Regions from separate parts of the Mus musculus genome. Here region 2 is linked to region 1. Evidence: chromatin loops called from intact Hi-C (ENCODE). Cell type or tissue: heart. All regions are shown on one strand. Each heading gives the region's core, and the rest is flanking DNA. Links, peaks and the distances in the headings are about the cores only.

Region 1 (2,805 bases), core at 130-2,629:
ATCCATCCACCCTTTTCTTTTGGCTAGAATTCCATGTGTAGCTAAGAATGACCTTGACCTTTTGTTTTGTTTTGTTTTGTTTTGTTTTGTTTTGTTTTGAGACAGGATAGCCCTGGCTGTCCTGGAACTCACTCTGTAGACCAGGCTGGCCTCGAACTCAGAAATCCGCCTGCCTCTGCCTCCCAAGTGCTGGGATTAAAGGCGTGCACCACACCGCCCGGCGACCTTGACCTTTTATGCACTGTTAGGGTTTTGTTATGTACTCTTGGCTGGCCTGAAGTCCCTCTTGCTCTGCCTCCTGAATGAATGCTGGCTTTAAAGGTATGTGCCTTGGCTGTGGGACTGACCTTGAACTTCTGACCCTCTGGCACCCACCTCCCAAATACCAGGTTGACATGCTCACATTTCCACGCTTTCTGTTTTTCTAAATGTAATCATAGTGTGTGACTGTGTGTGTGTGTGTGTGTGTGTGTGTGTGTGTAGTGTGCCACTGCATGTGCACAGGTCTGACTATAACCTTTGGGTGTTAGTTTCTTCATTTCACCATGAAGGCTCCAGGGATCAAACTCAGGTTATCAGGTTTGTCGGCATGAGCCTCTGTCCACAGAAATGCCTCACTGGCCCACCTACTGCTTCTTACCTAACAACATCATCCTGAGGTGTTCCCTGTCATGTGTATGGGTAACAAAAAGACCATGTCCATTATTTCCCTCCAGATGACTTTCACTGTTCAATTCTTCTTTCTTTCACTCTGTACCAAGCACAGAGAGTTGGGTATGTCTAAGTTAAATATGTGTTTGCAGGACACTCTTGTATTCTTAGACGAGGAAAAGCAGGTTACAGAGTGACCTATATATAGGAAGAGTGCTTTGCTGGGGAAAATGTATTTGCATGAGGAAAATTCTGGAAGGAAGCGTGAAGATGCAAATGGCACTTGACTGACTGGCTGATGTTCACTTGGCCCTCTCCTCCCTTCTCTGGATCCTCTCATCTGTTCCTCTCACAATCACCATCATTGTCAGGGTGCATTTGGCTGCCAGGAATGGGAGCCCAATCAAGAGAGGCTTGTGGGAGAATTCAGGGACTTCCGAGGGCCATTTACTCCTCAAGAACAGGGACTTATTTGTTCTGTTCGCTCAATTTTGTTGAATAAATCTGTGGGTTAGCATAACAAAAATATGAATCCAAGCCAGCTCCTTAGAGTCCCTAGCTAGGCCTAGATAGTTACTGCCTTCATGCCATCTCGGCCACTTTCTTACTTCACCCAGGAGTTCATTTTCCTTTTTTTCCTCCTTCCCTCTCCTTTGTCTCTGTTCACTTCTATCTGCTTCTTTGGGGGGTGGGGTGGGGGAGGGTTTAAGACAGAGACTTGCTATGTAGCCACAACTGGCCTGGTGGCATAGTAACACTATGTAGCCTAAGCTGGCTTTGATCATCCGTACGGTTCTTAAGGTGGCTGTGTTTCTGTGTGAAGCCAGCTCTCAAGCCCTCGGTGTGCTTCCTCAGGAGCTGTCCACTGGAGGTTGGGGGTTAAGCTAGTCAGCATGCCCCTGGGATCCACCTGTTCCTATTTTTCCAGTCTCCCTGCACCTGGCTCTGTGTACTGGTGTTGGAGAGTCAACTCGGGTCACCAAGCTTGGGTCCTGAGCACCTTTCTGATAGTACCATATTCTCAGCTGACTTTATTATATTTTATTAAGGCAGGGTCTCATGAAGCAGAGGCCACTGTTGTACCCCTGATCTTTTCATCTCCACTTCATTAGTGCTGAAATTAAAGGCATGTGCTGCACTTGACTGGCCTTGCCCTTTTGCTCCCCAGTGATGGAATTCTAGGCATGTGCAGTGAGGCCCAGCCCTGCCTCTACCTTTCTCCCTCCAGCTCTTCTTCCAGGGTCTTTTGCAAACAAATACTCTGCAGAGGCAAACACTTAGGAGAGAACTTTCTTAAGTTTTGTACATCTAGTAATTAACTCTCTCTCTGTGCGTGTGTGTGTGTGTGTGTGTGTGTGTGACAGTTTGCAAATGTTGGCTCAGTCCTTCCACCATGCGGATCCCAGGGATCACGTTCTGGTCATCAGGCTGGACAGCAAAGTGACTTGACTTGCTGAGCTACTTCACTGGCCCAAAACCTTTCTCAGAGTTCACAAGTAGATGCATGGGAGCTGCCTCTCCCGCAGCGTGGCCTGCAGGCAAGAGATATAATATCGGCTATCGCCACACATGTCCACACAAACATTTGGTCATAGTTAGCTTCAGTTGTCATCTTGACAACTTAGGGTGAGGAAACCTCAGTTGTGAATTTGCCTCCACTGGCCTGGCCTGTGGCTAGCTAGATCTGTGAGGTAGTTCTTAATTAGAGACAGCCAGGCCTCAGCTGCAGCAGGAGGAAGCAGAAGGGACTCCAGGAGAAGGTCTCAGCTGCGCCTCTCTTAGTGAAGTGAAGGATCAGCAAAGGCTCAAGACCCACAAACGTCGCACAGCTAACTTTATAAGCAAGCCAGCTCTGCCTCCGTCACTGCCCACCCAGTCCTTGTTATAAGCTCACCAAACATCACGTGTCCTCCATGAGTCTTGCCTCAGCACATACATCTGTCTCAGCTGACATCACTCTGCCAATTGGTCCTGGTCCTCGGAAGGGAGAAGAGCCTACAGCACACCACTTTTGGTGCATTTCTCTCTATGGAGTCCTGATGAATGAAGCGCAACTGTGCATTGTAAGGAGTATCAATTCGTGCGAGTCATTAGCAAAGAATCCCTCATCACGGGTCCTTTCACGTGCTTGCTTTTTTTTTCCCCCTCTGAGAC
Region 2 (2,805 bases), core at 101-2,600, 78 kb after region 1:
GCAGAGCTCTGGATTGTGGTTCACAGTGGGAGCCTGGGCTTGGTTTATTTTACACATTTATAGGGTTCTGGGCATGGAATCCTGGCTTCTTGCGTGTTAGCCAGGCACTCTACCAACTGCGCAATATTCTTACATCTGTCAGGAGCAGGGAGGTTGGCTGGGCCTGAGATGGGTTTGGCCTGTGTTGATTGGGTTTCAAAGGGCTCCCCAGCTGTCCAGGACTCCCTGAGGATCACAGGCATAAGGTGCCTCCCAACTGTCTACCCAACCACAGCCTAGAGCTGCAGGCTCCAAGCTGCCCCCTTGGGCTTTCTGGGGAGGGAGCAGAAGATTGGAGAACCTTGGAGCCTGTATTGGGGTTGGCTGTCCCTGGTCTCCTGGGCCCAGAGCATGAGAGATGACATCGGATGCCACCTGGGGGTTACCAGCAGGGAGAGTCTGGCAGAAGCTGTCAGGAGTCACCAAGGGACGTGGTGTAGGAGTGAGCAGAATGTCATCAAAGAGATCAAGGGTTGAGGTGTCTAGGGCAACTGGGCTCAGGCTGGGGCTGCCGTGGGGCGCTTCCATGGGGGCCTCTGCACACGCCACCCCCAGGAAGGGGGACGGAGGCGGCGGAGGTGGCCTTCGGAACGGTGGTCTCTGAGCAGGCGCTTTTTGAGACAGGATGGTCAGAGCCAGGTGCTGGGTGGCGGCTTCAATCTTGGCAAACTCCCTGGAGAGGGAGGGGAGGAGCGAGGGAGATAGGGAGGGAGCGAGGGAGGGAGGAGAGGAGGAGAGATTCAGTTGTTTTCAGTTGTATGCCTACAAAGACCCCTCTTCTGAGTGCCGCCCTCCCGGCTCTCCCTTCCCCACCCTGTGCTTCATCCGGAGATGAGTCTCTTCTTTTCAGGCCCATTCCCCCAACCCCCATTACCCGTTATTTTCCTGGCCCCCGCCTTCATTTCCTTGAGTCTGACAGGTTAATAGTCTTCCCTGGGAAGTTCTGATTGCTGTAGGGTTGTGCACCGCACAAGGAAGTTCCTTTAGCCCAATCCTGGGCACATCTTGACAGTGAAGATTTATCATAACCCTATTCCAGTATATGAAAATTTAATGTCTCGGGGAAAGAGAGCCTTTCCAATCAATAATCGCAAACGGGAGCCGTGGGCCAGCGGTGCACCGCCATATTGATAAGCGAGCTTTCTTCAATTCTGCCCACCCCCACCTGTCTCTTGCCAGAAGCTCCGATACTCTCCTCGCACTCCCGCCACCCTAGTGGTCACGTGGATGGATTTCACAAACAGCTGGGGCTGAATTGTGTTTCTCCGAATTCTCTTATTTCTAAAAATTAATTTTTGTTATTATCTTAACTTTTTTACATTTACTTATTTTGTGTGTGTGTGTGTGTGTGTGTGTGTGTGTGTATGCTCCCTCTACCTCCTCCCTCCCCCTCTCTCCACACCACACGTGACAGCTTTATGTGAGTTTCTGGTTTGTTTTTTTTTGTTTTGTTTTGTTTTGTTTTGTTTTTTTAATGTCTATGTATTTGTGTGAGTGTATCTGGATGACTGTGGAGGCCAGAGGAGGGATATAGACAGTTGTGAGCCACCGGGCATGTGTGCTGAGAACTGATCTCTGATTCGTTGGAAGAGCAGCAAGTTATTTTTAACTACTGAGCTATCTCTTCAGCCCTGTTCCTGGTATTTTACTCAGTAAGTCAGGCTTGGTTGCAAGTCCCTTCACTTGCTGAGCCATCTAGCTGTCCCATAGCTGCTAATCTGTATATATGTATATTTCTGTGGGAGTGAGCGTGGGTCGAGACCAGGAAACTTGAAAAGGCACAAGGTGGGAGCAATGAAGCTCCAAGGGCGGAAGACGCAGATGCAGGGGGTAGTAGAACGCCTGTGATGCAGCGGGGGAAGAGGAAGACTATGGGCGGAAGGCAAGTGAGGGTAGCGAAGGGGGAAAGGGGGGGACGGGGGGGGGAGACAAGGTGGGTGGGATCTATGTGTGTAGATTGGGTTGATCCCACCCACCTTGGGTTGATCCGAGAATTTCTGGACCTGCCAGCGGTTAAATAATGGCACAGACACTTATTAATATCTACAAGAACTTAGGCCTTTAGCTTGGGCTACCTCCCAGCTAGCTCATCTAATTGAATCTTAGCCACCACCCGCGTGGCTAGTTCTTTAAATCTCTCAGTCATCCGATTACCCGCTGGCAAATCTCTTGTCTTCTCCCAGAGACCACTCTCTCTGCCTGGAAGTCCCGTCCCGTCCCGTCCCCCCACCCCACCCCCACCCCGCTTCAGCTATTGGCCGTCAGCACTTTACTAAACCAATCAACAGGCCAGGGAGAGAAGGATGTTGACAAAATACTGAGGCAGGTAATGATCCAGATTAACAGTACCCAAATCCAGCCAGCACTCAGCTCTCTGATGGTACAGCAATCAACGTCAGACTGCACACAGCGTATCCCAACTGTGTGTGAAAATGCCAGAGGTGGGGCTGGAGAGATGGCTCAGTGGTTAACAGCACAGGCTGCTCTTGTAGAGGGCCCAGATTCCATTCACAGCAAGCACTGGGAGGTTTACAAGCATCTGTAGCTCCAGTGCCAATGGACCTGGCGCCCTCTTCTGGTCTCTGGGGGCACTGCACCCATGTGGTGCACAGACCCGCATACAGGCAGGCAGGCAGGCAAAAACATTCACATAAAATAAATAAATCTTTAGAAAAGGTAAGAAAATCCCATAAGGACAGCCGGGCGTGGTGGCGCACGCCTTTAATCCCAGCACTCAGGAGGCAGAGGCAGGCGGATTTCTGAGTT

The links. Hi-C counts contacts between places; a loop is a spot of excess contacts. Peaks named below come from ENCODE experiments on the same cell type or tissue, not always from the same donor. Only the 100,000 strongest peaks of a DNase experiment are listed, where the experiment ranks them.
Region 2: a loop joins it to region 1, with 2.2 times the contacts of the local background. A loop is called at or near these places in 2 of 42 quality-filtered maps.

Annotation. Positions count from the first base shown.
Region 1 is chr7:4,820,844-4,823,648 of GRCm38, forward strand. No RefSeq gene overlaps it. Among named protein-coding and RNA genes, the nearest start is that of Ube2s, 9.9 kb to the left of the region's middle. In heart, for the core only: no CTCF peak of the experiment used is centred there; no DNase peak of the experiment used is centred there; H3K27ac peaks cover 1,194 bases.
Region 2 is chr7:4,898,785-4,901,589 of GRCm38, forward strand. It overlaps Gm36210 (predicted gene, 36210), which reads right to left. Exons shown (of 2, transcript NM_001370858.1): 2 at 1-712. The coding sequence ends at 196. Among named protein-coding and RNA genes, the nearest start is that of Gm36210, 7.5 kb to the right of the region's middle. In heart, for the core only: a CTCF peak has its summit at 1,259; DNase peaks (open chromatin) are centred at 198, 318, 1,217 and 1,637; H3K4me3 peaks cover 2,292 bases; H3K27ac peaks cover 2,318 bases.